Linked DNA regions of Homo sapiens: region 1 is linked to region 2. Evidence: chromatin loops called from intact Hi-C (ENCODE). Cell type or tissue: B cell. All regions are shown on one strand. Each heading gives the region's core, and the rest is flanking DNA. Links, peaks and the distances in the headings are about the cores only. Region 1 has its middle 92 kb from the start of LINC02543. Region 2 has its middle 33 kb from the start of GMPR.

What was found. Hi-C counts contacts between places; a loop is a spot of excess contacts. Peaks named below come from ENCODE experiments on the same cell type or tissue, not always from the same donor. Only the 100,000 strongest peaks of a DNase experiment are listed, where the experiment ranks them.
Region 1: a loop joins it to region 2, with 18 times the contacts of the local background. A loop is called at or near these places in 6 of 110 quality-filtered maps.

What each region holds. Positions count from the first base shown.
Region 1 is chr6:15,894,870-15,911,223 of GRCh38, reverse strand. No RefSeq gene overlaps it. Among named protein-coding and RNA genes, the nearest start is that of LINC02543, 92 kb to the left of the region's middle. RefSeq lists enhancers at 5,013-5,192, 5,903-6,052, 8,805-8,864, 9,365-9,644, 9,825-9,914 and 3 more. In B cell, for the core only: a CTCF peak has its summit at 9,910; DNase peaks (open chromatin) are centred at 5,233, 5,663 and 9,513; H3K4me3 peaks cover 1,933 bases; H3K27ac peaks cover 2,929 bases.
Region 2 is chr6:16,197,674-16,214,027 of GRCh38, reverse strand. It overlaps the pseudogene RNU6-1114P. Among named protein-coding and RNA genes, the nearest start is that of GMPR, 33 kb to the left of the region's middle. RefSeq lists enhancers at 7,994-8,203, 8,414-8,503. In B cell, for the core only: CTCF peaks have their summits at 7,080 and 7,286 (motif pointing right); DNase peaks (open chromatin) are centred at 7,297 and 8,507; H3K27ac peaks cover 962 bases; H3K27me3 peaks cover 304 bases.

The DNA.
Region 1 (16,354 bases), core at 4,960-12,959, 300 kb after region 2:
TTTAGTGTAGCCATCACCTGAATAATGTACACTAAGTGATTTCTCATCTCTCACTGGGCTCCAGCCCTCCCTCCCTTCCAAGTTTACAATGTCTATCATTCCATACTCTATGTCCAAGTGTGTGATCTTTACTTTAAAATGTATTAAAATTTAGTCTGGGCACAGTGGCTCATGCCTGTAATCCCAGCACTTTGGGAGGCCAAGGGGGGAGGATCACCTGAGGTCAGGAGTTCAAGACCAGCCTGGCCAACATGGTGAAACCCCATCTCTAGAAAAATACAAACATTAGCCAGGCATGATGGTGGGTGCCTGTAATCCCAGCTACTCAGGAGGCTGAGGCAGGAGAACCACTTGAACCTGGGAGGTGGAGGTTGCAGTGAGCCGAGATCACGCCATTGCACTCCAGCCTAGTATATAGAGTGAGACTCCATCTCGAAAAGAAAATAAATAAAAAAAATAAAATGTATTAAAATTTACAATGTGCCTCTGGACTCCTACCGTCCTTTGAAATTTCTAGATATATTTAAGTTAAAGTTAATTAAAATTTATTTCTTTTGAGAATGTCTTAACCCTCATAGAGAGCACTGGAGACCACCTATGGTGCCTCTAGTGTTGTGATTCAGTTCTCTCTGAAATTGTTTTCTAACCACAAACAGAAAGCACTCAAACCAAGATATTTAGGTGCTCCTTTAAATAACAATTCATATACTGTCTCTGTTTGCCTGGGCAGATTTCCTCTGTATTATTCTATCCTTAAATAAAATCTATAAGAGGCCATTGTTTTGGACTGAGCACCTGCATTAAGCCCCAACACACCAAACCAAAATGCAATCACTCATGATAAGTGCCACATAAGCAAACAGAAATTTTAAAAAACAGAAAAATACCCAAACAGGCCAGTTTTCAAAACAAACAAACAAACAAACAAACGCAACCCAGGAGATTCATAGCAACTAATCAAAAGAAGCCCAGTCAACCTGAGCCAGTGTTAAGGAAGTCCCATCTCCTTTCACCCATACAAGGAAAATAACCCAGAGTCAGCTGATGTTGACCAATCTGCTTTTTGCTGTTTTCCTCGTTCCCGCTCAGGTGCCTTACAAAAATCCACTGTTCTGCCATTCCTGACAGTCTATTTCAGAGACTGGACACTGCCTGGATTATGAATTGCTAATAATAGCCAATTCGATCTTTAAAGCTCAATGTGTTGGAATATCATGCTTTGACACTGTATTTGATAGTGTCGGGAAAAACCACCCTCCTATGGCCCTGACTTAAGAACCTAAAGAAAGCTGCTCTACGGAGTGCCCACAAGGCACTAGGTCCACATATTTTTAGTTCGTGTTATCTTCCTAACATACCTGCAAGCCATGCCTTTACCTTTGCCTCATAGGTGAGCAAAGTGAGGCTCCACAATGGTAAACAACTTACCCCAGGTCACATTGTCACACAGGTGGAGGGAGCAGGATTTGAATTCAAGACTGCTGCCACCAGAGCCACCTTGCCTGCTGCCCACGACCCTTGGACTTTGGGAGCTTCCCCTGAATCAGGTCTGCTGCAAGGACAGCCTCAGCATGCTCTCCCTAACTAGCCCTTTAGAACCTCGGGACCCAATAAAGGCTAAATCGTCCTCTTTAACTATCTCATTCTGCTTGTCTTTTCAGCCCTCTACTCATTTACAGAGATTACTTTAGGGCCTTCCTCCCTCCAGGTGCTCAGAGCTGTCATTATCAGAGATGAAAAAATCCCTGTCTGTATCTTCCTGATACGAGTTTCACACGAAAGTTAATGTCACAGTACAGCCTGCTTCTCCACAATCAAGCTCCTGAACCCTGCTTTTTTACAACCCTTCTATTATTGATTGATTGATTTGATGCATTATATTTGAATGTATTTACAGGGTACATGTGAAATTTTGTTACATGGATAGTCGGTAATGATAAGTCAGGGCATTTAGGGTTTCCAGCACCCAAATATTTATCATGTCTATGCGTTTAGTACATTTCAAGTCTTTATACTGGCTATACAGATTTGCTCATAGACTTTCTTCATAGCCACACACACACCCCGTCTCTCACACCTCATATATACTCCTCAGAGACACGCACATAAACACCCACACACCTAACATACTATACACAGACCTCACACACACACACACACACACGCACACACACATGCATCTTCCACCACACGCATGTTCATCCCCAGTGCTTTGCCCACCAGTAACCCCTTCATCCTTTGAGATTCACCTCCCTCAGGAAGTCTTTCCTTGATACCATCACCCCACAGCTGAATGAGGAGAATCTCTTGGGATCCCATCCCACTCTCCCTGTCCTACCCATTATTTTATCATTGGCTGTTTTCCGCAGCAGCAGGTGGGCTCCCAGAGGCCAGAGCTGAGCATTATTCACATTTGGGTCCCCCATCTTCCCTCCCCAACACCCTGTACCAGGAATGGCATCCAGCGCTCAGAATCTCAGTAAATACTTCTGGAATGTATGAGTGAGCTCTATTTCGGTGATAAAGAGCCCACTGGATTAATCTGCATAGCCTCCTGACTCCAGACTATCTGGGTCCAAACACCAAACATTATAACCTGATGCTAAATCTCTCTGGACTGTGGTGTGCTCATCTGTGAAGTGGAAATGATGTCAATGGCAATTAACACCCGACTGGCTGGCGGAGGAGATTCAATGAGGTTTTACACATATGTAGACCTACGTATATTAGTATGAAGCAAATAACATGATTTTCAATCCTTACGTGGGGAAAGTAAAACCACACAGCTCCCTTTGGAAAAACCACCCCTGATGCCTCATCTGACCAGGGAAACCGATGATTCTTCCGCCTTCCGGGGCCTCTCTCTTATCACAAGCAGACAGGTGGCCCAAGCACAATGGATTCAATCCATAATGGACTCCCAATCCAGTCTAACCGGTCTGGGCATCTCTGCCCCTAGGGGACTGAGCCCTTAATAAACAGATGTGTCTTCCAGCTCAGAACTGCAGACATGTGCGTGCTCATGTTTATGTCAGTAGCCTTTGTTCTAAATCCATACCAATACCCGTTTAGTATTTCTAACAGATTGGTTCTTTCTGATGTGACTGTCTGAACAAATGAAAAGCATTTCCCTGTGGCCTACCTGTCACACTTTTTTCCGTCCTCTAATTGAGAACACTTTCAAACCTCTCCAACTCCTGTTTGCCTCGCAGTAAGGTGAAGATTTGATTTCTTCCCTATTACAATTTTCTTTTGAGTCAAAACGAGTATCTTGGAAAAAAACAAGTATAGCTAAGGGAGAGGGCAAGTCCAGAAAAGCATATATAAGTTTGTGAGCCAAAATAAGGTTAGTGGTTCTGAAACTGCCATTGCAAAATTGTAACTGAAACAGTGAAAGAGATCCGACCTAAGCAACTTCATCTTGCTTCTAAACGTCAAGCTGTCCTTGTTCATTCCTGGGCATAGGCTGAACTAATTTGGGGAGGAACTTAGTTTACAGTTTAAAACAAAGACGATAACAGCCCTTTCCCCAAAGAAGCCTCCTTGTTGCCTGGGGACTAGACTGCCTTTGTAGGACTAACAGATTAGCCACAGATTAGAAATTATGGTCTAGGAGTCATGCAGCTGGAGGCTACAAGATTCTGACCCTCCCTAAACTGCTCCTAAGATCAGTGCTTGAGATATTTTGCAGACCCTGCACTTGATGGATCAGCTGGCACAGCTGGCACCACCCAGGTGGATAAACTGGCTCACCTGATCTTGTGGCCCCCACCCAGGAACTGACTCAGCACAAGAGGACAGCTTCAGTTCCCTACGATTTCATCTCTGACCTGACCAATCAGCACTCCCGGCTCACTGGCTTCTCCCCACCCACCAAGTTGTCTTTATGTTATTTATTTATTTTTTGAGACAGGGTCTTGCTCCGTAGCCCAGGCTGGAGTGCAGTGGTGCCATCTCAGCTCACTGCAACCTCTGCCTCCCTCGATCAAGTGATTCTCCAGTCTCAGCCTCCCGAGTAGCTGGGACTGCAGGCGCAGTCACCACGCCCAGCTTATTTTTGTATTTTTAGTAGAGATGGGGTTTCTCCATGTTGGCCAGGCTGGTCTCGAAGTCCTGACCTCAGGTGATCCACCCACCTCGGCCTCCCAAAGTGCTGGGATTACAGGTGTGAGCCACCGCGCCCAACCATCAAGTTGTCTTTAAAAGATCCGATCCCAGAATGCTCGGGAAGACTAATTTGAGTAATAATAAAATTCTGGACTCCCACACAGCCGGCTCTGTGTGAATTACTCTTTCTCTATTGTAATTCCCCTGTCTTGATAAATTGGTTCTGTCTAGGCAGCGGGCAAGGTGAACCCATTTGGCGGTTACAGTTCCAGTCCAGCCAGATGCCAGCCAGCGTGTGGGAGGCCCAGGCAGAGCAGTCTCAGCTGTAGATCCCTGGCGGTGGGCAACACCCCTCCCCACAGGTTCATGGTAACCTTTTCGCAAGACATCTGCCTCCTCAGATACCAGCATCCCAAATTCCTGCATGGCAATTTCATCCACTACAAATACCATACATTAGTATACATTAGAGAGAAGGGGAAATTGCATGATTTTTCTGGTGAAAGGCTAAGTGAGAAGGTGGGGGAGGAAGGCAAGCTCAATTCTACCTTAACTTGCTGGAAACAGATTGCATTCCTCCTTTCTGTTCCTCACTGTGCTGCCTTTGGTATTTCAGGCCCACAGTGCGTGCAACGGATTCCTCATTTGATTACATTGCTTGATATTTCATAAATTCTGAAAGATTGGCCTAATAGGGATGGAAGAGAAGATAGAATCATTTCTGGGTGCTGCATGTATGCCCTCCTGTCCCCACAGCTGTACCCTTTCTGGAAAAGTTGCCTGGGGCTCAGCCTAACAAGGGGAGGGAGGAAGCCTTCATCCAGTAAGAATCGGGGTAGGGCTCCAGCCATGTACCTCAGTGCATTTCAGCTGAGCACTTGCTATGGGCAAGTACTGCCCCAGGCCCTCGACATAATATCGTATGAGCTACTTGACAAATGATTGGAGGTCTGAGTATATGGGGGATGGGGGGAATTTGCGTTGCCTGACATGCACAATGAAGATAGCAGCAAGTAGCCTCAGAGCAGGGAGTGGGAGTACTGTGTGGGAGACAAGCACTCAACTCTTGATCTGGAATGTTTATCCTTGTCCTGGGCCCCAACCCACAGCTCATTGACCCATGATGTCCTCTACCCTCTGCTTCACCAAAGACACAGCAACAGAGAGAAACAGAAAGAGGAAGAGGAAAGTGAGTCACAGGGAATAACTGTCACATAGCTCTTTATCACTTAAATTTTTACCTTTTAAAATAGGTGCTGCATGAATACGTAACCCAATTCAATAATGTAAACAGTGAAGACTAAGTCCTCACCCACACCTGACTCCCCGCAACCAGTTCCCATCCCCAGATGAAATTGCCTTTGCAAAAATTGTAACAGTGAGAAAATTATGACAGTGAAAGATATCTGATCTAACCAACCCCCACCTTGCCTTTAACCTCCAAGCTGCCCTTCTTAATTATTCCTGGGCTTTTGCCAAGCTAACTTTGCGACACATTTGGTTTATAGTTTAAATGGTAATAGCCCTTCTCCAAAATTAAATGCCTTTGTAAAGAGAGTGAAATGCCACGGGGAGGATGTGAAGAACCTGAATTCTGCTAAGGTATAGATGTAAATGATTACCACCATTATTCTGGCGATCACAAGATTTGCAACTTCCCCAATTACCCCTGCAGGTAACGTCTCTACTGTGGAACCTAAGACTGGCCTTTTGAGATGTCTTTTCAGGTTTTTGCATTTTGGCAATAGCTCCACCCGGACCCACAGGCCCCTGCCCACCAGTCTTGATCTCATCCAGAAGCAGACTCCCTGGCCCAACGAACTATCCTTGAAAAATCCTAGCCTCTGAATCTTCTGGGAGATCAACTTGAGTAACAACTCTGTCTCCCACATGGCATGGCCAGCCTCGTGTCTACTAAACTCTTTCTTCATTACAATCCTGTGGTCTCAGTGAATTGGTTTTGTCTGTGCAGTAGGCAGGAAGAACCCGCTGGGCAGTTACACAGAGACCACCTCCTCTACCAATTCCCTGTGGATGACTCCAGAGGGGTTCTGTGCATATTCAAATGCTTGCATTGCTATACTTTATGAAGTACTTTAACCAAAACAACAAAGCACACTGAGAGCCAAAGATTTTGTTGTGGCAAAAGTGTTACTGAAGCCACCTTTGCAAAAATTATAACTGACAAAATCATTACAGTGAAAGAGATCTGACCTAACCAACTCCATCTTGCTTCTAACCTCCAAGCTGTCCTTGTTCATTCCTGGGCATAGGCCGAACTAAGTTTGGAAGGAACATATAGTTTAAAACAAAGATAGTAACAGCCCTTTCCCAAAACAAATCCCCCTCCTGCCCGGGGACTAGACTGCCTGTGCAGGACTAACAGATTAGCCCCAAGATTAGAAATTATGGTTTAGGAGTCATGCTGCTGGAGGCTGCAAAATTCTGAATGTCCCCAAATGCTCCTGGGGATAACGTCACTAATATAAAACCTAAGTTCTGTGTTTGAAATATTTCGCAGACCCTGTACTCCATGGATCAGCTGGCACCACCCAGATCGATAAACTGGCTCATCTGGTCTTGTGGCCCCCAACCAGGAAGTGCTCAGTGCAAGAGGACAGCTTCAACTCCCTTTGATTTCCTCTCCAACCCAAACAATCAGCACTCCCAACTCACTGGCCCCTACCCACCAAATTATACTTAAAAATTCCAATTCCCAAATTCTCAGGAAGACCGATTTGAGTAATAATAAAATTTCATACAGCCAGCTCTGCATGAATTGAAATCTTTCTCTAATGCAATTCTCCTGTCTTAATAAATCAGCTCTGTCTAGGCAGAGGGTAAGGAGAACCCATGGGGCAGTTACATTATTACATTGGATTCTCATAGCAATCAATGCTATGCAGATCTCTCAGATGAGTTAGGTGAGTTATAGGTTGGTTCAAGTCACTACCTGATATGGTTTGGCTGTGTCCCCACCCAAATCTCATCTTTTTTTTCTTCTTTTTGAGAGATAAAGTCTCACTCTGTTGCCCACGCTGGAGTGCAGTGGCACAATGTCTACTCCCTGCAACCTCTGCCTACCAGGTTCAAACGATTCTCCTGCCTTAGCTTCCCAAGTAGCTGGGACTACAGGTGTGTGCCACCACGCCCAGCTAATTTTTGTATTTTTAGTAGAGACATGGTTTCCTCATGTTGGCCAGGCTGGTCTCGAACTCCTGACCTCAAGTGATTTGCCCGCCTTGGCCTCCCAAAGTGCTGGGATTACAGGTGTGAGCCACTGTGCCTGGCCCCAAATCTCATCTTGAACTGTAGTTCACATAATTTCCACATGTCATAGGAGGGACCCTGTGGGAGGTAATTGAATCATGGGGACTGTTACTCCATGCTCTTCTCATGATAGTGAGATCATGAGATCTGATGGTTTTATAAGGGGCTTTCTCCCCACTTTGATCTGCACTTCTCCTCGCTGCCACCATGTGAAGACAGATGTGTTTGCTTCCCCTTCTACCATGATTGTAAGTTTCCTGAGGTCTACCCAGCCCTGTGGAACTGTGAGTCAATTAAACTTTTTTCCTTTATAAATTACCCAGTCTTGGGTATGTCTTTATTAGCAGCGTGAGAATGGACTAATACACCACCCAAGTCAGTTTATTCAACCAAGTATCTGTGAAACTACTATATCCATCAGCTAGGGCTGCTGTAACAAGTTACCACAAACTGTGTGGCTTAAGACAACAGAAATGTATTCTCTAACAGTTCTGGAGGTTAGAAGGCCAGAATCAAGGTGTCATTGGGGTTGGTTCTTTCCGGAGGTTTAGAGAAAGGATCTGCTTCATGTCTTTCTTCTAGCTCCTGGTGGTTGCCAGCAATCCCTGGCATTCCCTGGCTTGTGGCAGCATCACTCCAACCTCTGCCTCTGTCTTCACATGGCCTCCTAACCTGTGTGCATCCTCTGTGTCTGTGTCCACATTTTCCTCTTTTTCTAAGGACACCAATTATTGACTTTAGGGCTCAACCTAATCTAGTATGACTTCATCTTAAACTTAATAAAGATCCTATTTCCAAATAAGGTCACATTCACAGGTTCTGAGTAGAAATGAATACTGGGGAGAGACTATTCAACCCTACGGCAACCTTAAGAAGCCGTTTAACCTCTCTTAGTCTCAGCCTCTTTATCTGTACCACAAAGCATTCTTGTGAGGATGAAATGAGAAATCCAGTGAAAACAGTTCAGCATCAGCTTTGGTAGTCCAAAATGTTAGCTGCTATTGCTGCTAACCTGTCATCATCATCATCTTTCTTCTTCATCTTCATCAGCCACTAGAATTATTATTTTTTGAGACAGAGTCTTGCTCTTTTTGCCCAGGCTGGAGTGCAGTGGCACCATCTTGGCTAACTACAATCTCTGCCTCCCGGGTTCAAGCTATTCTCCTGCCTTAGCCTCCCAAGTAGCTGGGACTACAGGCACCCACCACCATGCCCAGCTAATTTTTGCATTTTTAGTACAGACGGGTTTTCACCATTTTGGCCAGGGTGGTCTTGAACTCCTGACCTCAGGTGATCCGCCCACCTCGGCCTCCCAAAGTTCTGGGATTACAGGCATGAGACACCACACTGGCCAGTCACTGGAATTATAGGAGCTATGAGAGACAAAAGGGACAGCTCACAGTCTCCACTCCCAAGTAGGTTCTGGTTTAGCTGTGGACACTCCACTAACATCCCTTACAGGCTAAAGTGCTGAGTGCTATGGTTAGGACTGCCAAGGAAGAGGAGGCCAGGGTGGATGTCACCTGAGTGGACAGCACAAAAGGCACCCAACACAAGTAAGTTTTTTTTTGTTTTATTTTATTTTAGCCAGGGTCTCGCTCTGCTACCCAGGCTGGAGTGCAGTGGCACAATCATAGCTCACTGCAGCCTCAACTTCCTGGGCTCAAGCAATCCTCCCACTCAGTGTCTTGAGTAGCTACGACTACAGGGGGGTGCCACCATGTCTGGCTAATTTTTTAGTTCTTGGAGAAATGGGGACTCACTAATATGCCCAAGCTGGTCTTAAATTCCTGGGCTCGAGTACATCTCTTGCCTCACCCTCCCAAATTGTTGGGATTACAGGCATGAGCCACCATGCCCAGCTTTGAAAGGATTCTTAGGAGCAACATGGACCCCAACGGAGCTATGACTCACTGCCTTGAAGGGAGTGGTCTCTTCATTTCCATGCCATGAAACGTGCTCAAGGGCACACAGTCATATCACTCCTGAAGCTGAGATGCTTTCACTTCTCCTTGAAGAAGCATATCTCTAACCAAAATAACATTGCCTGTCATTTTGGTGAAACATCTTTGAGGTTTTGAGCTCATGGGAGTCCCAGGGGAGGAGAAACGTCTGACCTTCTTTACTAACCTTAAAGTCTCAGACAAAAATCATAGGTGGAGCTCTTCCCATCTGAATTTGCAATGCCTGTACAAAGTTAGCTGCCACGTGAAAACTATAAAGTGTGTGTTAGAATGTTTCTACTGTTAGAGTAGATAGGCAGATATGAGCAGGGCAGGAGAGGGCACCCCCAGGAGTGTCAGGTGACCATCAGGTGATGATCAGGCGGTTGTTAAACTCTCTCTGAAATGATAATTGGTCACAGCCGGCACCAGGCAAAGACAGGCTCCCAGTAGATAGAAAATACCTGGAGCTGGTGATCAGCAGCTTCTCAATAAGAGTTCAGGGGTTGGACAAGCAGGCCCAAGCATGCACACTAAGAGGCAAAGTGGCAGGTATATGACCTTCACCTGGGAACAGTCGACCGGTAAAGGAAAATTGCCCCTAGAGAGCATGCGCGCAACTGCAGTAAAATAAACTATGCACGCAGTCACCCTCCCAAGTGCTGAGCAACACTGTGCATGTGGTGGTTGAGCAACAGCCCGCCCCAAGGGAAGGATCAAGGGAGGAGAAAAGAAAGCCCCAAAATCATGCCAATGTATAAATCCCCAAGTCAAAGGCTGAATGGGGCGGTTGGCCTCTCAAGTTGCCAGCTTGGCCTTTTTCCATATGTACTTTGCTTCCTTTTGCTTCTGCTCTAAAACATTTTAATAAACTCTCATCCCTGCTCTAAAACTTGCCTCAGTCTTTCCCTTTGCTTTAAACCTGTGTCTGCCCCTCAGCAGAATTTTTTCCTCCAAGGAGACAAGGATCGAGTTTGCTGCAGATTTGTGTGAATTCCACCACTGGTAACACTACCACTGCTGGAAAGCTTGAGATGTTGCGTGCAAGAGACCTAGAGTCAAAAACATCCATTGTTGGCTGGGCTCACGCCTGTAATCACGAGGTCAGGAGTTCAAGACCAGCCTGGCCAAGATGGTGAAACCCCATCTCTACTAAAAATACAAAAAAACTTAGCCAGGCACGGTGGCGGGCGCCTGTAATCCCAGCTACTCAGGAGGCTGAGGCAGAAGAATAGCTTGACCTCGGGAGGCGGAGGTTGCTGTGAGCTGAGATTGCACCACTGCACTCTAGCCTGGGCAGCAGAGCAAGACTCCATCTCCAAAAATAAAAATAAAAATAAAGTACATTGCTAAAAACCATACTTTGGAGCACTCAGTGGCTGTTTAATTGAGAGTGCAATTGGGATTTCCTTTTTTCTAACCTTTCCATGTGGAGAGGACTCTGGAAAAATAGTGACTGCTGGCCTGTGCATGTACACGTCTGAAGTGTACTGCTGAAGTAACTAGCTTTCTTTAATCTGCAGAAGACCTTGCCTTTCATACTGGTATTATAAATAAGATGAATTCTGTTCATCAATAAGTAGGGACTTAAAGACAAAATTGTTCCTTTAATAATAGATCCGCTGGGCAAAAATAATCTGATTGGCTTCTTTGATATGAGATGAAAGATAAATTGATTCATGTAAATGTGTTTCCCTTTGGAGAGTACTCCAGTGCACTGAGTTGGGGCACAACATGATATAATTAATAGTTGTCATAGCAATGGGTTATATTGCTAAAATCCAGATGTGAGTTGGCTATTAGGGTTTCACAACATGTATGGAGGCTGGATTTATAGACCATCCCATAAAACTTCCATACATCCAATGTATCTATACTAAATAGTCTTAGCTTACATTCTTGGTCCTCTAAGCAGAAATCAAATGCCTGATCATATCACTGGAATTTTCTAGAAGTGTTTGGAAATTAAATTCTTCCCACTGAATGGTCAGGTCATGTATCCTGATGTTCTTTTTGAAACTGCAGCTGCTGTAATCCTTTGGTATGGTGAGGAAGATGAGCAGATGAAGAAGAGGGAGAATATCTCTTTCAAAAGCCCCTGGCAAATTTTTGTTTGCTCGGTTTTTTTGTTTGTTTGTTTTGTTTTGTTTTGTTTTTAAGACAGAATCTTGCTCTGTCACCCAGGCTGGAATGCAGTAGTGTGATTTTGGCTCACTGCAGCCTCCACCTCCTAGGTTCAAGAGATTCTCATGCCTCAGCCTCCCAAGTAGCTGGGACCACAGGAATATGCCACCACACCTGGCTAATTTTTGTAATTTTAGTAGAGACGAGGTTTTGCCATGTTGGCCAGGCGGGTCTTGAACTTCTGACCTCAAGTGATCTGCCTGCCTCCATCTCCCAAAGTGGTAGGATTACAGGTGTGAGCCACTGCACCTGGCCGTTTTTTTGAGAAAGGGTCTTACTCTGTGGCCCAGGCTGGAGGCAGTAGTGTGATCAAGGCTCACTACACAGTTGACTTCCTGGGCTCAAGCAATCCTCCCACCTCAGCCTCCCCAGTAGCTGGAATTCAGGCGCATACCACCATGCATGGCTAATTTTTTGACTTTTTGTAGAGATAGGGTCTCTCTATGTTGCCCAGGCTGGTCTCGAACTCCTGGGCTTAAGTGATCCTCCTGCCTCAACTTCCCAAAGTGCTGGGATTATAGGCATGAGCCACTGCACTCAGCCTCCATGGCAAATTTTTTAAAAGATAAAGGATCTTCTCCTGCCCTATCTTCTATATCCTTCTCCTACTTCCTAGTAAAAATAATATAACAATTAATGATGATAAGAGCACTAGTAATAATAAGAGTGATGATGATAGCTAACATTTACAGTTTCAAAGGTGTCAGGCACCATGCTAAATGCTTTACAGATATCTTCTCATTTAACCCTGCCAACAATGTAAGGAAATCAATACTATGATTATCCCCATTTCACAGGTTAAGTAACTGAGGCCAAAGATCACACAGCTGGAGTTCAACTTCAGCAGTCAGCTCAGGGGCTCACACCCTTAAGCAGTATCCCTTGCCTTTTGCATTCTTCTCATCGTGGTGAATCTCTTAAAACATTTTGACAGAAAAGCATTAAACACAGTCTACAGGAGAAACTAGGAGAGGCCAGGAACAGTGAAGACTCACAGAGAAGCAAACTCAGCTGCAGGTAGAGGTGAGATGTGGCAGTTCCACACACAGGGCAATGACCTTGAGAGTGGTAGACTCCATGAGAGTACAGGGACAGAAAATGGCGACTCTCAGAATAAGCTATTTCCAGACATTCAGAAAAGCAGGAAGAAGCAGAGACCTCTGTCAGCAGGCAGGAAAGGTCAGCCCCTGGACAAATATTCAGGGATCAGTTCCTAAGTGTGTGGGGAGCCCCCTGGAAACCAGTTGCTAGCAATGGTCCTCTTACTGGGAAGGGGTCCCGATCCCTAGATCCCAAGAAAGGGCTCTTGGATCTCGTGCAAGAAAGAATTCAGGGTGAGTCCATAGGGTAAAGTGAATGCAAGTTGATTAAGAAAGTAAAGGAATAAAAGAATGGCTACTCCATAGACAGAGCGGCCCCAAGGGTTGCTAGCGGGCTATTTTTATGGTTATTTTCTTGAGTATATGCTACTTAAGGGATAGATTATTCGTGAGTTTTCCTGGAATGGGGCAGGGGTTTCTCCTGGAACCGAGGGTTCTTCCAGCTAACTTTTGTATTTTTAGTAGAGACGGGAGTTTTGCGATATTGACCAAGCTAGTCTTGAACTCCTGATCTCAAGTGACCCTTCCACCTTGGCCTCCCAAAGTGCTGGGATTACAGGCATGAGCCACTGCGCTGGGCTGGTTACTCCCCTTCTTAGACCATATAGGGTAACTCCCAGACATTGCCATGGCATTTGTAAACTGTTATAGTACTGATGGGTGTGTCTTTTATCATGTTAATACATTATAATTAGCCTATAATGAGCAGTGAGGATGACCAGAGGTCACTTTTGTTGCCACCTTGGTTTTGGTGGGTTTTGGCTGGCTTCTTGACCACATCCTGTTTTATCAGTGGGGTCTTTATAACCTGTATCTTATGCTGACCTCCTATCTCATCCTGTGAATAAGCCTAACCTCCTAGGAATGCAACCTAGCAGGTCTCATCCTCATTTTACCTAGCCCCTATTCAAGATGAAGTTGTTCTGGTTCGAATGCCTCTGACAGTCCCAGTGGCCAAGCCAGGCCACAGCGAGTGTGGATTATACTGAGCCTCCTGGTTCTTGAACTAGAGTACTTGCATACCCCTTTGAATGTAGGCTAATTAGTGCTTCCCAAACTTCTCCAATTATAAGACTCCCCTGGCTTTGGTGAATTCACTGACTCTCAGGACCTACTGCAAACCTCTGGATGAGAATTACCAAAAGTGCAGCCTGGGAATCTGGGTTTGGCAAGCACCCAGGTGATTCCCACAGTCAAGGAGGTTTGGAAAGCACTGAGGAGGTTATTCAGAGCCTGTGGGGCCATATCTGTAAGTAGCAGTTAAGATGGCTTAGCTGTGAGGAGAGGAGGGAAGTGAGAGCAGAACTAGACAGGAAATCACAAACGCCGTCCGGTGATCTTAGGGTCACTGAGTGTCCCGGTTTGCCTGGTACTGAGGGCATTCCTAGGATACAAGACTTTCAGTTTTAAAACTGGGACAGTTCCAGGCAAACCCTGTTTCTGTTACGAAACTACATGCATTATCACCATAAGCCTCACGTGACCCCAGAAGTTCTAAAACTTTCCTTTCCCAGCAGAATCTAGCTTCTGTGGGCATTAGAAGGAAAACATTGCTGCAAAAAGTATTGCATATTAAATTGTGTATGACTGATAGCTTCACTGGTCTCCCAGAGGTATTCACATTTTTTGAAAAGAGGGACTATAATTTGTTTTGCCTCCTGCATTTCCTTTGCAGCTGAAATTACTTTTCAGAATATCTTCAAGAATCAGCAATAAAACTCATAGCTGCATTTTAGAAAAGTGACACAAGTACCTAATTCGTCATTTCTTTTAAGTTTGCTAGAGAAAAAAAATTCTACTTCTCTCTCAAAACTGTGATTTCAACTGAGCAAACTTAGACATGAGTTATCACTATCCTTTTAAAGCAATTTTAATTTCCATTTGATGGCCTTTTCTTATATTCAGTTACTGTAGCTTTAAGAAAGAAATCTTTCCACACATTATCTGAAGTCATTTTCTTGGGGCTTGCTAGAACAAATTAGAAAAGCACGATGGATAATTAAACTAAATATTGTGTGTAGAGTTAATCCAAATTCCAGAGCAGTAAGCTTTACTGAAAAATAATTACAATAAAATATAAACACAGAAGTGATGGGGTGATCCAAACTTTCAACTTGACATTTGCTAGGGAGTTTGCCTCACAGTAGGGGATGAAGTCATCTCAGACCTGACTTTCCCCAAAGCCACAAAGTCCACACTTGGGTTGGGAAGATAAGTTGACTGGGAAGAAACCTTGACCCTGAGGCCCAAGTCTAGTTAGAAGAGAGACAAGAGTCTTCTTCTCTCTATTGCTGTAGCTTAGTGCAGGATTAAGAGAGGAAAGCAGCCATGGAAGGGAGACGGTTACATCAGAGGCCTTTGAACCAGAGTGACTCCATCTTGAATAGGGGCTGGGTAAAATGAGGCTGAGACCTACTGGGCTGCATTCCCAGGAGGTTAGGCATTCTAAGTCACAGGATGAGATAGGAGGTCAGCTCAAGGTACAGATCATAAAGACCTTGCTGAGAAAACAGCATGCAGTGAAGAAGCCAGCCAAATCTCACCAAAACCAAGACAGCAATAAAAGTGACCTCTGGTCGTCCTCAGTGCTCATTATTCACTGATTATGATACATTAGCATGCTAAAAGACACTCTCACCAGTGCCATAACGGTTTACAGGTGTCATGGCAACATCCGGAAGTTACCCTATATGGTCTAAAACAGGGAGGAACCCTCAGTTCCAGGAATTGACCACTCCTTTCCCAGAAAACTCATGAATAATCTGCCCCTTGTTTAACATATAATCAAGAAATGACTATAAATGTCCTTAGACAAGCAGCCAGTGCTGCTGCTCTGCCTATGGAGTAGCTCTTCTTTATTCCTTTACTTTCCTAATCAACTTGTTTTCACTTCACTCCATGAACTCGCCCCAAATTCTTTCTTGTACAAGAACCAAGAACCCTCTCTTGGGGTCTGGATCAAGACCCCTTTCCGATAAGTTACAGCCTAATGGGTTATGTGTACAGACTCTACCTTAGAGCTGCCTAGGTTCAAATCCCAGCTCTGCCAGACCTCAGCTGTGTAACCTTGGGTATTACTCAGCTTCTCTTTGCCCAGGGTGAAACAGTAATAGCACCTACCTTACAAGGTTGCTGTGAGGATAATTCATGAGCTAATATAGACAAAGCACTTAGAATAGTGCCTCCCACTTAATCAGTGCTATGTAAGTGTTTATGTGGGGGCCATAGGCTCTTGGCCCTCTAAAGATTCACTAAAAAAAGTCACTGACATGAGGCAGGTTGATTAATAGCAGAAAAGGTATACAATTTAGCATGTCTATACAGGAACTTTCAGAATGAAGATCCAACCCAACAATACAGAAGCTTTTATACTATCTGGAGATTAAAGAAAGAATGACGACTCAGTGCCTGCCCCCAAACAGGTTTTGGTGGCAGGACAGTTTAAGGGCCAGAGAAAGAAATAGGCTTGGTCAGCAGAGCTGGCATTATTATGTAGATAAAGGCTCCCTCAAAGGTACATGTTTCTTTTTAGACTTTTAAAGGTGTAAGACTCTGAATCTCTCCTAGAGCCTGGTTGTGTTAATGGAGATTCTCTACAGATGCAGATTTTACCCCATAAAAGACAGCTTTGCAAGGCCATTTCGCTTTGCCAGCTCTGCAGCAGCCATTTCAAAATATGTTAAAGAAATATATTTTGGGGTAAAATATTTTGATTTCCTTTACTTACATGAAAGAATGATAGAAATCTTC
Region 2 (16,354 bases), core at 3,813-11,812:
GCCTTGATAGATCAGCTGTATCTGGGCAGCAGGCAAAATGAACCCATCGGGTGGTTACAATCCCCCTCAGGAATTTATCCTGGGGTGGTTCATTTCCAGCTTTATGAAATAAATTGCACTGGGATAAGAGGCTTTTCCTGATCATCCTATCACACTTCTCTGCCATAAAAATCCTATAAATTGGCCAGGCGCCATGGCTCATGCCTTCAATCCCAGCACTTTGGGAGACTGAGGCAGTTGGATCACCTGAGGTCAGGAGTTTGAGAACAGCCTGACCAATATGGTAAAACCCCGTCTCTACTAAAAATACACAAATTAGCTGGGCATGGTGGTGGGAGCCTGTAATCCCAGCTACTTGGGAGGCTGAGGCAGGAGAATTGCCTGAACCCAGGAGGTGGAGGTTGCAGGGAGCCAAGATTGCGCCACTGCACTCCAGCCTGGGCAACAGAGAGAGACTCCATCTCAAAAAAAAAAAAAAAAAAAAAGAATCCTATAAATTGAAATTAATGTTTCATTATTTCCTGTGACTATAATGATTTAATTGTTAAAAACTTTTTTTGGGGGTTGCTAATAGTTACAACTTTTATTAGAGACAACTGATCAAAACGACTTAAGTAAATTACGGATATACATAATTATTAAACATCAGAAGTAAAATTTCTTTAAGAGGCACCTTTTATTGGGTGCATCTTGGGCTGGATTATACTCGGGTGCTTGATGCAGAACAAGCGCATTTCTTGCTCACACTATTGGTCCACCCAACAAGATGCTTTGCTCATCAGGGTTACTCTGGGACCCGGGCTTCTGCAGGCTTCCTCTCAATGTCTGCACCCATGATCACTGAGGCAGGAGAAATGGAATGTGGCTGCCTGGAAATGATACATGTCACCTCCATGTATACCTCATTAGCCCATGCCAGTCCCAGGGCCAAATCTAACTTCAAACACAGTTGGGGAAGTGCAAACCTTCCATATGGTCAAAAGGGAAGAACTGGAATTCAGGTGACGCCCTGCATAGATAAATGGGGCTTCCCTCCCACTTCCCTTCTAATTCATGTATTCATGAATGAATGTTTATACTTTTTGAGGCAGGGCCTCACTCTGCTGTTCTGGATGGAGTGCAGTGACACAATCACAGTGCACTGCAGCCTTAACTGAGCCCCCGGCTCAAGTCATCCTCCCACCTCAGCCCCTTGAGTAGCTGGGACTACAGGCGCTCGCCACCATGCCTGGGTAATTTTTGTATATTTTTCGTAGAGATGGTGTTTCGCCATGTTGCCCAGGCTTGTTTCAAACTCCTGGGCTCAAGTGATCTGCCTGCCTCAGCCTCCCAAAGTTCTGGGATTACAGGTGTGAGCCACTGCACCCCGCCTGAATGAGTATTATTTATTGCTAGGATGAGAGAGTTCAGAAGTGATTTTATTCCTATTATTGTGTTTGTCTTTATAGATAGAAGTTATGAGAAACTTCGGTCACAAAGAGAAATGTCACTCAAGGGCCAGGCATGATGGCTCATGAGTAATCCCAGAACTTTGGAAGACCAAGTGCTGGAAGATCGCTGGAGCCCAGGAGTTTGCTTGGGCAACATAACAAGAACCCATATCTACAAAAAATTTTAAAAATTAGCCAGGTGTGGTTGTGTGTAATTGTAGCCCCAGCTACCCAGGAGGCTGAGGCTGAAGGATCTATCCCTTGAATCCAAAAGTCCAAGGCTGCAGTGAACTATGATTGTGCCACTACGCTCTAGCCTGGTCAACAAAGTGAGACCGTGTCTCTAAACAAACAAACAAACCCCAGAGAAATATTCCTTAATTCTTTGAACTCTTTCTGAATTATATGTTAAAAGTCTAATGGCGATCTGTCTATAACAAGCATTAACTTACAACGATCTACCAGCTAACACCTTGGTCATGTCCTTCTTTTTCATTGAAAGCAAAAATTTAGAAATCCAAGTTGCTAAATGATTTGTACCCAATGGTAAAATGCATCTCTTTTCCCGATACTCACATGAATATTTCAAAGAGCATCCAGAGATTCTATATGCCAGAGCAATGCAACACCATGAAGATAGGTTGGGCACGAGGGATACCTTTCTTTTGGGAAGCTGAGAACCTTATCTGTGCACTGATAAGAGGGCATGGATGAAAAAAAAATTGACTTTCCATCACTGGTATTCTCAGGTCAGTTTCAAAAAAGAGAGTGGATGCAAGTTGAACATATTGATGGAAATGGATTCCCTTTTATTATTTATTTATTTATTGAGATGGAGTCTTGCTGTCACCCAGGCTGGAATGCAGTGGCGTGATCTCAGCTCACTGCCAACCTCTGCCGCTGGGTTCAAGCAAATCTCGTGCCTCAGCCTCCAGAGTATCTGGGATTACAGGCGCACAACACCATGCCTGGCTATTTTTTTTGTATTTTTAGTAGAGACAGAGGTTTCTCCATGTTGTCCAGGCTGGCCTCAAACTCCTGACCTCAGGTGATCTGCCTGCCTTGGCCTCCCAAAGTGCTGGGATTACAGGCGTGAGCCACTGCGCCCAGCCACCCAGGGGTGCATACACCCCATTGTGAAGCCTGCAGTATTAAAATTTAATACCTGAGCCCATGAGAGGACAGATTTCAGAAATTTCTCTCTCATAGTTCTGGAGAGTAGGAAGTCTGAGATCATGGGTCCAGCTGATTTGATTTTTGGAGAGGGTTCTCTTCCTGGATTCCAGACAGATGCCTTCTTGCTGTGTCCCCACAGAGTAGGGAGAAAGAGAGGAAGAGAGAGTCAGAGAAACAGAGAGAGAGATAAAGAGATAGATAGAGAGAGGGAGATAGAGAGAGGAGACAGAGAAAGAGAGCTCATGCTAGCTCTCTGGTGTCTCTTAAAAGGGCTAGGCTGGGCATGGTGGCTCACACATGTGATCCCAGCACTTTGAGAGGCCAAGGAGGGCCGATCACTTGAGGTTAGGAGTTCGAGACCAGCCTGGCCAACATGGTGAAACCCCATCTCTACTAAAAATACAAAAATTAGCTGGGCGTGGTGGCACGTGTCTGTAATCCTAGCTATTCGCAAGGCTGAGGCAGGAGAATCACTTGAACCTGTGAGGCGGAGGTTGCAGTGAGCTGAGATCAGGCCACTGCACTCCACTCCAGCCTGGGCAACAGAGCAAGACTCCATCTCAAAAAAAAAAAAAAAAAACAAGAAGATTAAACAAGATAATGGATGTATATCAGGGGTCCCCAATCCCTGGGCTGTGGACTGGTACCTGTCCATGGCCTGTCAGGAACTGGGCCACATAGCAGGAAGTAAGTGGACGAAGGAGCATTACCACCTGAACTCAGCCTTCTGTCAGGTCAGTGGCAGCATTAGATTCTCAGGAGCACAAACCCTATTGTGAACTAGGTTTTGTGCTCCTTATGAGAATCTAATGCCTGATGATCTGTCACTGTCTCCCATCACCCCTAAATGGGACCCTCTAATTGCAGGAAAACAAGCTCAGGGATCCCACTGATTCTACATTATGATCAGTTGTATAGTTATTTCATTATATATTACAATATAATAATAACAGAAATAAAGTGCACAATAAATGTAATGCTCTTGAATCATCCCCAAACCATCCCCCATTCCTGTCAGTGGAAAAGTCGTCTTCCGTGAAACTGGTCCCTGGTGCCAGAAAGGTTGGGGACTGCTAATGTCATAGTCTTTATGACTATGCCCAGCACATAGCATTTAATAAATGGAAGCTGTAATATAATAATATATCATTATTATTTTATATGAAAATAAACTCAGATGTATGAACGAGTATTGTGAAAATGCGCATATGTGTTAAAGATAAAACACGGACTTCATTCAGATTCCACGGTCCCCATCTTGGGCTTCTTCCACCGAGACCCCTGGAAGAAGCAGCGTTTGCCATCCTTGGGGAAGCTCTAGTATAAGCCTTTTCCTTATGTTAAAATGCCAAAACCTCTGTGAAAAGTAAGGATATTTATTTAGTGTGTCTCTGATCTTTACCTGAGCTGAAATTTTGTCGGACACAGAAGAGAGAAAGCAAGCATGAAGGTTCTGTGAGCTGGGGCAGGGACTGGGGAACCCACGGGTAGAGAAGGCAATTTGCAGCATGAAATAGAGAAACTCCAAGACTTACACCCCACTTTTCCCATTTCTCGGTGTGACCCAGGGTCTTGTCTCTACCTCTGTGTTTTCTCACCTCTTTTGTTGCATTAGTCAAATGCTGTGTCCTTTAAATCCACGGCATGTCTCCCTCCCTTGTTGCCCTGGAAATGGCTTCTGTTATCCAGCCAGAGAGTTTTATTGATTTCTCTGCCTTCTTTCAACCCCACCTTAAAAACAAGCACAATGCCATAAAATGAAATTCTTGTGTTTTAAGAAGTCTTCCTTGAGAAACTTGAACACTTACAAATAAGCTTATTTACTCGCTTTCCCTTTAGTAATAAAACAACTCTTTCTTTGTTGCACATTGCTTCCTCTATCTATAATCAAATTTAAGACTGCTTTTACTTTTTTTGTAGCATCTAGTACTATATTTGATTGAATGTATTTGTTTAATACATTTATGTTAATGTTAAAACACATTCTGGCATCTGTCCTGCCTCTGGTGGATAGTTTAATACAGAGATTTTTTTTTTTTTTTTTTTTTGAGACAAGGTCTTGCTCTGTGGTCCAGGCTGGAGTGCAGTAGTGCAATCACAGCTCGCTGCAGCCTTGGACTCCTGGGCTTAAGGGATCCTCCCAAGTTAGCCTCTTGAGTACCTGGAACTACAGGTGCATGCCACCATGCCCAGGTAATTTGTTAATTTTTGGGGGGTTGGAGGGAAAGGATCTCACTCCATTGCCCAGGCTGGAGTGCAGTGCACAATTACAGCTCACTGCAACCTCAAACTTCCAGACTGAAACGATCCTCCTGCCTCAGCCTCCCTAGTAGCTGGGACTACAGGCATACTGCCTGGCAATTTTTTGTACTTTTTGTAGAGACAAGGTTTTGCCATGTAGCAGCCCAGGCTGGTCTTGAACTCCTGGGCTCAAGCAATCCTCCCACTTCAGCACCTCCCAAAGTGCTGGGATTACAGGCATGAGCCAGCACGGGTGGCCTGAGAGATGTAATGCAAAACCCTGACTACACACAGTGCTGCCATATCAAAGAAGGAATTCCATGTTTTAGGTGGCGAGTTACTCATTTAAAGTAATGTTTCACATAATAGAATTCTGGTACAGTGAAGCCTAACATTAGACCCAACATACAATAACCTGAGCTTTGAAATGTCTTAGAATAACTATATTTCACATTTGGAAGAATTCTCAGAGATCACTGAAGCCTTCAGTTCTTAGGGATAATTAATTTAATCAAGAGAGGAAACAATTTCAACAACCAAAAGCTACTTCCTATCTTAAAAAGGAAATAGCAAATTATGCTAACACCTGATTGATTGATAAAAACAGATGTGCACATATCTCTATTCCTAATATTAGTATTATTAAGTCCACCTGCACACTAAAGTTCCAGGATCTGTGTGTACCAGTGGCAGTGCCCTGCCCTCCCTGTCGTGGAGATGCTCCCAACTTGTTCTCTTTAGTGCTTCTGTAATCAGTGGAAAGGAGCTAAAATAAATGCTTCTTCATGTCCCCACTCCTCCAGGAGGCGTGCACATCCTCCCCTCTATTCAGGAGAGATACTTGTCCCCAGGGCTGGGCTGGAGCGGTGAGCTGGTGTGTGGACACACATGGAAGCTTGTCCTTTTGAGGATCTTCCTTCCCACTTCTCTCTGAGACCTCCTACCTCTACCTATCCAGGCCCTTTTTCTCATTTGAGTAATTCACCTCTCTAACTCCTCTTTCTCCTTTCCCCAGCCCTGGTATTTCCTAGATTCATGGACAGCAAAAGCATGTTCCATGGGCTGATTCTCATCTTTCTCACCCTTAGTTCGACTAGTTCTTTGACTATTTTTTTTTTTAAACAGTCTCGCTCTGTTGCCCAGGCTGGAGTGCATCCAGTGGCACGATCTCAGCTCACTGCAACCTCCGCCTCCTGGGTTCAAGCGATTCTCGTGCCTCAGCCTCCCAACAGGGGTGCGTCACCACGTCCAGCTATTTTTGTGTGTGTTTTTAGTAGAGATGGGGTTTGACATATTGGCCAGGCTAATCTTGAACTCCTGGCCCAAGCAACCCACCAGCCTCAGCCTCTCAAAGTGCTGGGATTGAGCCACTGCGCCCGTCCTGAATCTTGGTTTTTATTTAGTAGTGGGCTAAGGGAGGGTACCCTGGGGTTAATGAAGGAAATACACACAAATCCCCAAAAGATATTATTTCAAAATATAACTCTCCTAAAAGAGTTTTTATAAGTTAGATAATTTTATTATTTATTTATTTATTTATGTGAGATGAAGTCTCGCTCTGTTGCCAGGCTGGAGTGCAGTGGTGCAATCTTGGCTCACTGCAACCTCCGCCTCCCGGGTTCAAGCGATTCTCCTGCCTCAGCCTCCCGAGTAGCTGGGACTACAGGTGCACGCCACCACACCTGGCTAATTTTTGTATTTTTAGTAGAGATGGGGTTTCACTAAGTTGGCCAGGCTGGTCTCAAAGTCCTGACCTCAGGTGATCCACCCACGTTGGCCTCCCAAAGTGCTGGGATTAGAGGCATGAGCCACCGCGCCTGGCCAAATTAGATCATTTTAGAGCTGAAAAAGCTTAGAAATTATTAGTCCAATTCTTTCATTTGTTAACGGGAAAACGGAGGTCAGAGATGTTGAAGGACTTGCCCGAAGTCACCTAGTTAGTGGCAGAGGCTGTGTCACGGAGTCCATATCTCCAAGCTTTCAGGCCAGCATTATTTCCTGAGCATTGCACTGTCTCTTATGTCAGGACTCAATTATTACATTAAAAGTTCCCAATCAACTGTAATTTATACGGGCTTTTAGAATACTTATAAAAACTGTATAGTCTTAGTACGTATGTCAAAAGAACTTGAATATTCTAAATTAAGCCCCACATTTTTCAAGGAATTCGGAAGGGAATATTTCTTGCTCATTCCAGATAGTTGGTTACTTGCCACCAAATTGAAGAAGTGGCTTAGCAGAGATGGTTGCTCTCAGTGAAAGTGGATCCGTACTCATTATTTCTTCCTGGCCTTAGATGTCAGCAGCCTATTTTAATTCACTTAAACCTTCATGTGTCACATCCTGTCTGGACCTCAGGGTTTCTGGAAGAAACAGAAAATAGGATTCAAATAGCCAGGCTTCCGGTCTGGAATAAGGATGCTGTGGTGTAGTGTGCTGTGTTTACCACTAGAGGGCACCTTTTCCCTTGCTTTGGAATCGAGTTTTTCAGAAACTGGAGTTTGCAATCCTCTGTATCTGTCCCTGTGTCCACACGTTAGTAAATTTTTGGTGGCTCAAATGAAATGCTCTTCCCGTACAACAATGGCACTCTGCAATCCTTAACAGATGTGATTGCTGATGGGGATAGTTACAATTCATTCTAGTCAATTAAGAGGAAATTGATGAGGGTGATACTGCCCAGGGGTGAGCAGAAAGAAGTCTAAATGTTTGGATTGGAAAAGGACTAAGAAGAGCTAATACCCTATGCTTTGGTTGTCTGCTTTAGAAGGAAAGCGTTCAGAATAATAATATGATTTAACAAGACAAATAGGGCAGACATATAGGATAAGCCTCATCCTACACAGGTGTGTAGCTAGCAGCCACCTGGTACATTCAAATTCTACTGAGGAAGAAAGGCAGACAAATACTGGGTTTAAAATATCTATCTGGCCAGATTCAGTAACTCAGACCTGTAATTCCAACACTTTGGGACACCAAGGTGGGTGGACCACTTGAGCCCAGGAGTTCAAGACCAGCCTCGATAACATGGCGAGACTTCATCTCTACAAAAAGTACAAAAATTAGCCAGGTGTAGTGGCACACACTTGTAGTTTCCACTCTTTGGGAGGCCAAAGCAGGAGGATTGCTGGAGGGTGGGAGGTGGAGGCTGCAGTGAGATGTGTCACATCACTGCACTCCTGAGGCACTGGGCGGGGCTCAGCAGCTTGTTACAATGTTTATTTTAATTAGATTCTAGCAATTGCAGCCTGTGCAGTGTAGATGTCCTAGGGCTGCCATTGTCTGCCATTCAGGGAACTTGGAATTAGAGCTCTTTGCAGAGATCTTGTGGGCATTAGGGAGAGGAGAAGAGGGGATGGAGTTATGTTTGAAAGTATGAGGAGCCAGTGGAAAAGCTAGGTTCTTGACTATGCCTGATTGGCCAATGACATGGCCACAGTTTGGTAACTGGCTGTGCAGATCCAGATTCTGGGTAGCAACAGCCCTGTACATCTGGCAACACTATGGCGTGTCTCTGTGGCAGCTTATTTTGAGCGTCACGGCTATTACCCAGAGTCAGGAGTAATGTCTTTCATTCTGAGACATCTAAACCCCCAACCACAGGCATGTTTTCTTCCAGGGCAGAGGGCAAATGCAATTACATCTGTGACCAATTTGCACAGCTGGGAGCTCAGCCTCCTGACAGAAACATTTATTTGAGATTCAAGTCTCTAGGGAGCTGGGTCACCAGACAGGAAGTAAGGTCCAGCAAGCATGTGTTGTCTACTATGTGAATGCTTGTTAGGCTGGGCCAGGAGAACAAAACAAAACAACACAAAATGTCAACTTAAGCTTTTAGAAGCAAAAAATCAGCCTTTTCTGTCTACAAACCAGGTTTCTCAGGGCATAGAGGAAAATAAGAATATCCAAATAAGACGGTTGCCATTGACCCCAGTACAAACATAGCATGCACATGGGACATGGAACTCGTGGAAGGGGCAGCTGCCTGGGAGTCAAAGTCCTGGTTTCCAGTTGTGGTTCTACCACTGTGAACTGTGGCATCCTGGGCAAGTCACTTTGCTCAGGCTTTTTATTTTGCAGGATTTTTGTGTCATTCTTGCTCAGAGGCCATGGTAGTCTTCTCCGTATCATTCCAATTTTTAGTATATGTGCTGCTGAAACGAGCACTTTTTTCTTTCTTGCTTGCTTGCTTTTTTTTTTTTTTTTTTTTTTTTTTTTTTGAGACTGGGTCTCACTCTGTCACCCAGGCTGGAGTGCAGTGGTGCGATCACAGCTCACTGCAGCTTTGACCTCCCAGGCTCATGCAATCCTTCCATCAGCCTCCCCAGTAGCTGGAACTACAGGCCTTTTCTGGAGCTGGAAGATAAAGAAAACCAACATGAAAGCATTGAATAGACAAATCCAGAGACCAGCCTAATGATTCTATTTAGTATTTACCCACAGGACAATGTCTCTGGATTGTATTTATTTATATTGTCTCCCAATGGCTTTATTGAGACATAATTCACAGATCATACAATTCACCAATTTAGAATGTACAAGTCAGTGGCTTTTCATATATTCATAGAGTTGTGCAGCCATCATCACACCAATTTTAAAACATTTTTATAACCCAAAAAAGAAACCTGCCACACTCCTTATTTATCAGCCATCACTCCTCAGGGCCTTCCCTGATTCCTTCCAGCCTTAGGCAACCAATGATCTACTCTCTGTTTCTACAGATTTGCCTATTCTGGACATTTCTTATAAATGGAATAATACAATATGTTGTCTTTAGTGACTGGCTTCCTTCACTTAGTGACTGATTTCCTTCACTTAGCATAATCTTTTCAAAGTTCATCCATACCGTAGCATGTATCAGTACTTCGTTTCTTTTTACTTCCAAAAAGTATACAATTATATGGAAATACCATACTGTGTTTATTCATTTGTCCATTGATGGACATTTGGGCCGTTTCTACCTTTTAGCTCTTATGAACAATATTCTGTGAACACTGGTGGACAAGTTTATGTGTGAACATATGTTTTCATTTCTTTTGGGTATATACCTAAGAATAGAGTTGCTGGCTCATACAGTAACTTTGTGTTTAACCTTTCATGTAACTGCCAGACTGCTTTCGAAGGCAGCTGCACCACTTTATTTTATTTTAAAAAATATGTTTATTTTAGATTCAGGGAGTACATGTACAGGTTTGTTACATGTATATATTGCATGATGCTGATTTGGGTTTCTGCTGAACCCATCACCTAAATACTGAACATAGTACCTAACAGGTAGTTTTTCAACCCTTGCCTCCCATCCTCATTCACCACTTTGGAGTTCCCAGTGCCTATTGTTCCCATCTTTATGTCCATGTGTACCCAATGTTTAGCTCTGACTTATAAGTGAGAACATGTAGTATTTGGTTTTTTGTTTCTGTGTTTAATTCACTTAGAATAATAGCCTCCAGCTGCATCCATGTTGCTGCAAAGGACATGATCTCATTCTTTTTTATGGTTATATAGTATTCCATGGAGGTGCACAATTAATTATATATTCCAATGAGCAGTGTATGAGAGTTCTAATTTTGCCACTTCCTTGTCAATACTTGTTATTTCTGTTTCATAAAAATTTTAGCCATCTTAATGGGTGTGAGATGACATTTAATTATGGTTTTGATTTGCATTCCCTGATGGCTAATGATGTTGAGCATCTTTTCATGCACTTATTGGCCATGCATTTATCTTCCTTAGAGAAATGTCTATTTAGATTTTTGCCCATTTTTTAGTTATTTGGTGTTTTGGTGTTGAGCTGTGATACGTGTAATATTATCTGCACATTTTTTCTCTTATTCATTGTAGGCTTGTCTCTTCATTTTCTTGATGGTGTCTTTGGAAGGACAAAAGTTTTTTAGCTGAATTGTGTGCAATTAATCTATTTTTTTCTTTAATTGCTCATGCTTTTGGTGTCATATCCAAGAAACCATTGTCAAGTCCAAGGTCACGAAAATTTACACCCCTGTTTTCTTCTAAGAGTTTTATTGGATTAACTCTTACGTTTTGGTCTTTTCTCTATTCTGAATTTGTACACATTGTGAGACAGGTCCAGCTTCATTTTTTTTTTTTGACATGTGTATATCCAGTTGTCCCAGGATCATTTGTTGAAAAGACTATTCTTTCTCCACTGAATGGTCTTGACACCCTTGTTGAAAGTCAATTAACTGTAAATGTGAAAGTTTATTTCTGGACTCTCAATTCTACTACACTGATCTATATACATCTACCCTATGCCAGGACCACACTATTTTGATTACTATGGCTTTGTACACATGTTGAAGTTGGGAAGTGTGACTCCTCCAATTTTGTTCTTTGTTGAAGATTATTTTGTTTTTTCTGGGTTTCTTGAATTTTGATATAAATTTTACAATTAACTTGTCAATTTCTGCAAAGAAATCAGCTGGGATTTTGATAAGAATTGCATTGAATCTATTGAATAACTTGAGGGTGTATTGCCATTTTAACAACAATAAGTCTTTTTTTTTTTTTGATTCAGAGTCTTGCTGTGTCATCCAGGCTGGAGTGCAGTGGCACAATCTTGGCTCACAGCAACCTCGGCCTCCTGGGTTCAAGCGATTCTCCTGCCTCAGCCTCCTGAGTAGCTGGGATTACAGGCACCCGCCACCACACCCAGCTAATTTTTTGTATTTTTAGTAGAGACGGCGTTTCACCATATTGGCCAGCGTGGTCTCGAACTCCTGACCTCAGGTGATCCACCCGCCTCAGCCTCACAAAGTCCTGGGATTACAGGCATGAGCACTAAGCCTGTGTATTGATCTTTTATCCTAAAACCTTGCTTAAAAATTTATTCATTTGAGCAGTTTTTAAATGAATTCCTTAGGTTTTATTTTTTCTTGTTAATTTTTTCTTTTTAAAATGAGATGAGGTCTTCTTATGTTGCCCAGGCTGGTCTTGAACTCCTGAGCTCAAGCGATCCATCCACCTTGGTGCTGGGATTATAGGAGTGACACACCTCGCCCGGCCCCCTTAGGGTTTTTTAATATCCAAGATTATGTCATCTGAAAGTAGAGATAGTTTAACTTCTTCCTTTCCAATATAGATTCCTTTTTATTTCATTCTTGCCTAATTGCCCTGGGGAAGGCCTAGATTTGTATCTCAGCTGTCTATGGAACTGAATATCTGTTATCAGCCCTCACTGAAGTTTGAATTAGGTGCTTCAGCTCCTTTAACCAGGCAGTTAATGTTTAACATTCAGCCCCCAATGTACATGGAGGGAAATGTACTACCCAGTGTGTATTTCCATAGAGCAATACAGCTCTTAGGCACTGGGGATGAATCAGGAGTGTGCTTGGGTAGGTCACAGCACTGTTTCCAGATGGAGCGTTAGGATGGCAGGAAAGGATGAGAAGCAGCAGAGCTTTAGACAAGGAATCTTTTCTGCCAGTTAATGCCTTTCAGGGCCTCTGCCACAGATAAGGATGAAAGAGGTCAACAAGGAATATGGAGAATCACATACAGACAGAACTGCAGCTGTGACCTGGACAAACCACCCAGCTCCCTCCACCCTCCACACTGCCCACTGCAGAGTGAGATGGAAAAGAAGAGAAAGTCGGGACCGAGTGCCGTGGCTCATGCCTGTAATCCCAGCACTTTGGGAGGCCGAGGCAGGTGGATCACGAGGTCAGGAGTTCGAGACCAGCCTGACTAATATGGTGAAACCCCGTTTCTACTACAAATACAAAAAGTTAGCTGGGCATGGTGGCGCGTGCCTGTAATCCCAGCTACTTGGGAGGCTGAGGCAGGATAATTGCTTGAACCCGGAGGTGGGGGTTGCAGTGAGGCGAGATGGCGCCACTGCACTCCAGCCTGGGCTACAGAGCAAGACTCTGTCTCACAAAAAAAAAAAAAAAAAAAAAAAAGAGAAGAGAAAGTCGGCCAGTTTTTCAGTCTACCAATGAAGTAAGCTGTTTTCTTTTCAGACTTGGAGTGAGCAAATTCTGTAAGCACCCTAATTAATGAGGAAAGCTCCAAGTCAGGCATGTTTTCTTGAAAGCACTCTGTGCCTGTAGCCCTTCTCTGACCAGCCTGGATAGGCAAGACATCCAACGTGATTTCTGAGTTTGTACATATTTGTAGTGGCTATTTGCTGTGAGGTGGAAACAGATCCTGCTCCCGCTTTGGGAGCAATGTCAAGACACCCATGACTTCAGAAACAAGATGAAACAAATATCTTGGTTCATGGGCAAACTGCGCAGAGCAGGCTTTGTGTGGGAGCCCCCAAAGGTGGAAGAGCTATTCAAAGGTTGCCAGAGCCTGAGAATAAACTGGCCCTGACGAGACTTATGGACACGATCCAGTTCCGAGCAAAATCCGTGCCCAACCTCCCTGAAGTGCACCATTGAGAAAACGGCTTGAGAATAGATTGAATGACATGAGGAGCAACATCGGCGGAATGGCTTTAATGAGCCAAAAAATGTGGTTTCAAATGCCCCTGTCTCCGAGTGCCACTGCCTGCCTTTGCCAGCAGATACAAAATCTGTTCACTGAAGCAAACTTAGAGACATGAAGCGGAGCTTATGCAAATTCCAGGTCAGCATGTCGCATTCACATTCAAGTCCAGAAAATTCGCTCCACGTGAGGAAAGATATGTCCGAGCTGAAGGGGAATTGTTTGTGGTCTTGAATGCAGGGCAGGATTGGGGGCGTTGCCGGCAGAAGGAAAACTCTTGCATCTCCAGCAGGGAGAGTTTATGGCTGGGCGTGCTGTTGACTCCCGGGGAGGGGGGTGTTGTTTACTGTACAGTCTGGTCCTAATTATTCAGGGGCCGATTATCCAATTCATGGATTCACTGGCCTAGTGCCTCTCCTCTTTTTAAAGATTTCCAGACTTTTGGTGATGTTACTGCTCAGCTGATGCCAAATGGTTGAAAGAAAGAATGAAAAGAGGATAAAAATAATCTTGCTCCATGTTAGCAATTCCTGTAAACTAGCTGATCAGGGAAAAGGAGCAAACTGCTTGGTTAAAATAGAATCTAGGAATTGTTGGGGATAAGGGGTTTCTTTCTTGGTACCCTATACACGGTGTCCTGGGCCCCTATTGCCACAGGGACGTCCGTGGCAGATTTGCTGGTGACGGCTCCATAAGGCAATGCTCACTAAGTGCAGACAGTGCAGCAGAGCAGCCAGCTGGGCTCACAGTGAGGCTGCTGACTGCACAGTCAAGCACAGAAGCAGACCCCGAAGAAACCTCTGGGCTCTGAGTAGGCTTGGCCTATAGCTGCTTGTGTGTTGTGCAAAAGGATACAAGCTCCATCCAGCTCCTAGACCACCAAAAATCATCACACACTTTTCAGTGATGATTTGAGGGGGTCAGTAATAAATGCCCAGAGGAAAGAAGCCAAAATACAGAGCTGTGAGAGCATTTGGTGAAGCCAGACCTCAAGGAGCCATGGAAATGGGAAATGAACATATTACGGCACGAAAAGGTGTATTAAGCTTTGGGGAGGAAAGTGGGGTGACCTCTTAGAAAGTTAGTGGCAGGAGGATCTTGTGACTTAAAAAAATGTTCCTTTAATGAACATTCTTCCAAATGAATTAATTCTTTTGTATTAATATATTGAAGGCTTAGGACTGATTAATATCATTACTTTGAAGTATAATCTCTTCATTAACTTCTCTCACTTTCCATTATTAGTGAACATTTATATTTTTAACTATACAATGCACATAATAAAATGATTGTGCAGTAATACTTTAAATTTGAAATTAGGATTTTTAACTAGCTTGAACTGAGCTTTCCAAAGATAAGCCCTCCCTACCCCATTGTACTTGTTCTTTCCTCTAAACCCACCACTTAATTCAAAATCAAGGAGTTTCTTATTGCAATTGAAACAGAACAGGAATGTATTTCAGTCTTAAGTCTTCAACCTTGCTCTTGGTATTTTTTCCTTGCTATTAAATTTACAAAAGTTCAAGGCTTTTGGTTTAAATATCCAGATGAGTTTGACAGAAACACTCGACAAAGACAAGGCATGATCTAAATTAGAACTGGTCCTAAAAGCCTTCTCCACCCCACACTTTGAGGATGCTGCAGAAAAACAAATGAACAAACACATATACATCTAGTTTGACCACAATAATTGTTTTTAAATTTATTTGGTCCCAAATGACTTGAAGAATCTAACAAAATGTATGAAACTTCTTCCCAGAAAAATGTATACAAACACAACAGCACAGATTCCCTAAAGCCATCCTACCCTGATTATTGTCTCTTAAAGCAAAAACTGATCTGGCCTGGTGCAGTGGCTCGTGCTTATAATCCCGGCACTTTGGGAGGCTGAGGAAGGTGGATCGCTTGAGCTCAGGAGTTCAAGACCAGCTTGGGCAACATGGCAGAACCCCGTCTTTATAAAACATGCAAAAATTAGCCCGGTGTGGTGGCATGCACTTGCAGTCCCAGCTACTTGGAAGGCTGAGGTGGGAGGACGGCTTGACCCCAGGAGGCAGAGGTTGTAGTGAGCTGAGATGGTACTGAGAAGTGACAGAAAGCTGGCAGCCCTCACAGCCCTCGCTCGCTCTTGGCGCCTCCTCGGCCTCGACGCCCACTCTGGCCGCGCTTGAGGAGCCCTTCAGCCCACCGCTGCGCTGTGGGAACCCTTTCCTGGGATAGCCGAGGCCAGAGCCGGCTCCCTCAGCCTGTGGGGAGGTGTGGGGAGACAGGCAAGGGTGGGAACCGGGGCTGCGCAGGGCGCTTGCAGGCCAGCTAGATTTCCGGGTGGGCGTGGGCTTGGCGGGCCCGCACTGGGAGCAGCCGGCCCGCCCCACCAGCCCCGGGCAGTGCACCTGAGCCAACAGCTGCGGGGAGTGCGCTGGGTTCCCTAGAAATGCTGGCCCGCTGGCGCTGCACTCGATTTCTCGCCGAGCCTTAGCTGCCTCCCCGCGGGGCAGGGCTCGGGACCTACACCCCGCCATGCCTGAGTCTCCGACCCCCGCCTTGGGCTCCTGTGCGGCCTGAACCTCCCCGACGAGCGCCGCCTCCTGCTCCACGGCGCCCGGTCCCATCGACCGCCCAAGGGGTGAGAAGTATGGGCCTAGGGCGCGGGACCGGCAGAGCAGCTCCACCGGGGGCCCCGGTGCGAGATCCACTGGGTGAAGCCAGCTGGGCTCTTTAGTCCGGTGGGGATTTGGAGAACCTTTATGTCTAGCTAAGGGCTCATAAATACACCAATCAGCACTCTGTATCTAGCTCAAGGTTTGTAAACACACCAATCAGCACCCTGTGTCCACCTCAGGGTGTGTGGATACACCAATTGGCACTCTGTATCTAGCTAATCTGGTGGGGACTTGGAGAATCTTTATGTCTAGCTAAGGGATTGTGAATACACCAATCAGCACTCTGTATCTAGCTCAAAGTTTGTAAACACACCAGTCAGCACCCTGTGTCTAGCTCAGGGTTTGTGGATGCACCAATTGGCACTCTGTATCTAGTTAATCTGGTAGGGACTTGGAGAA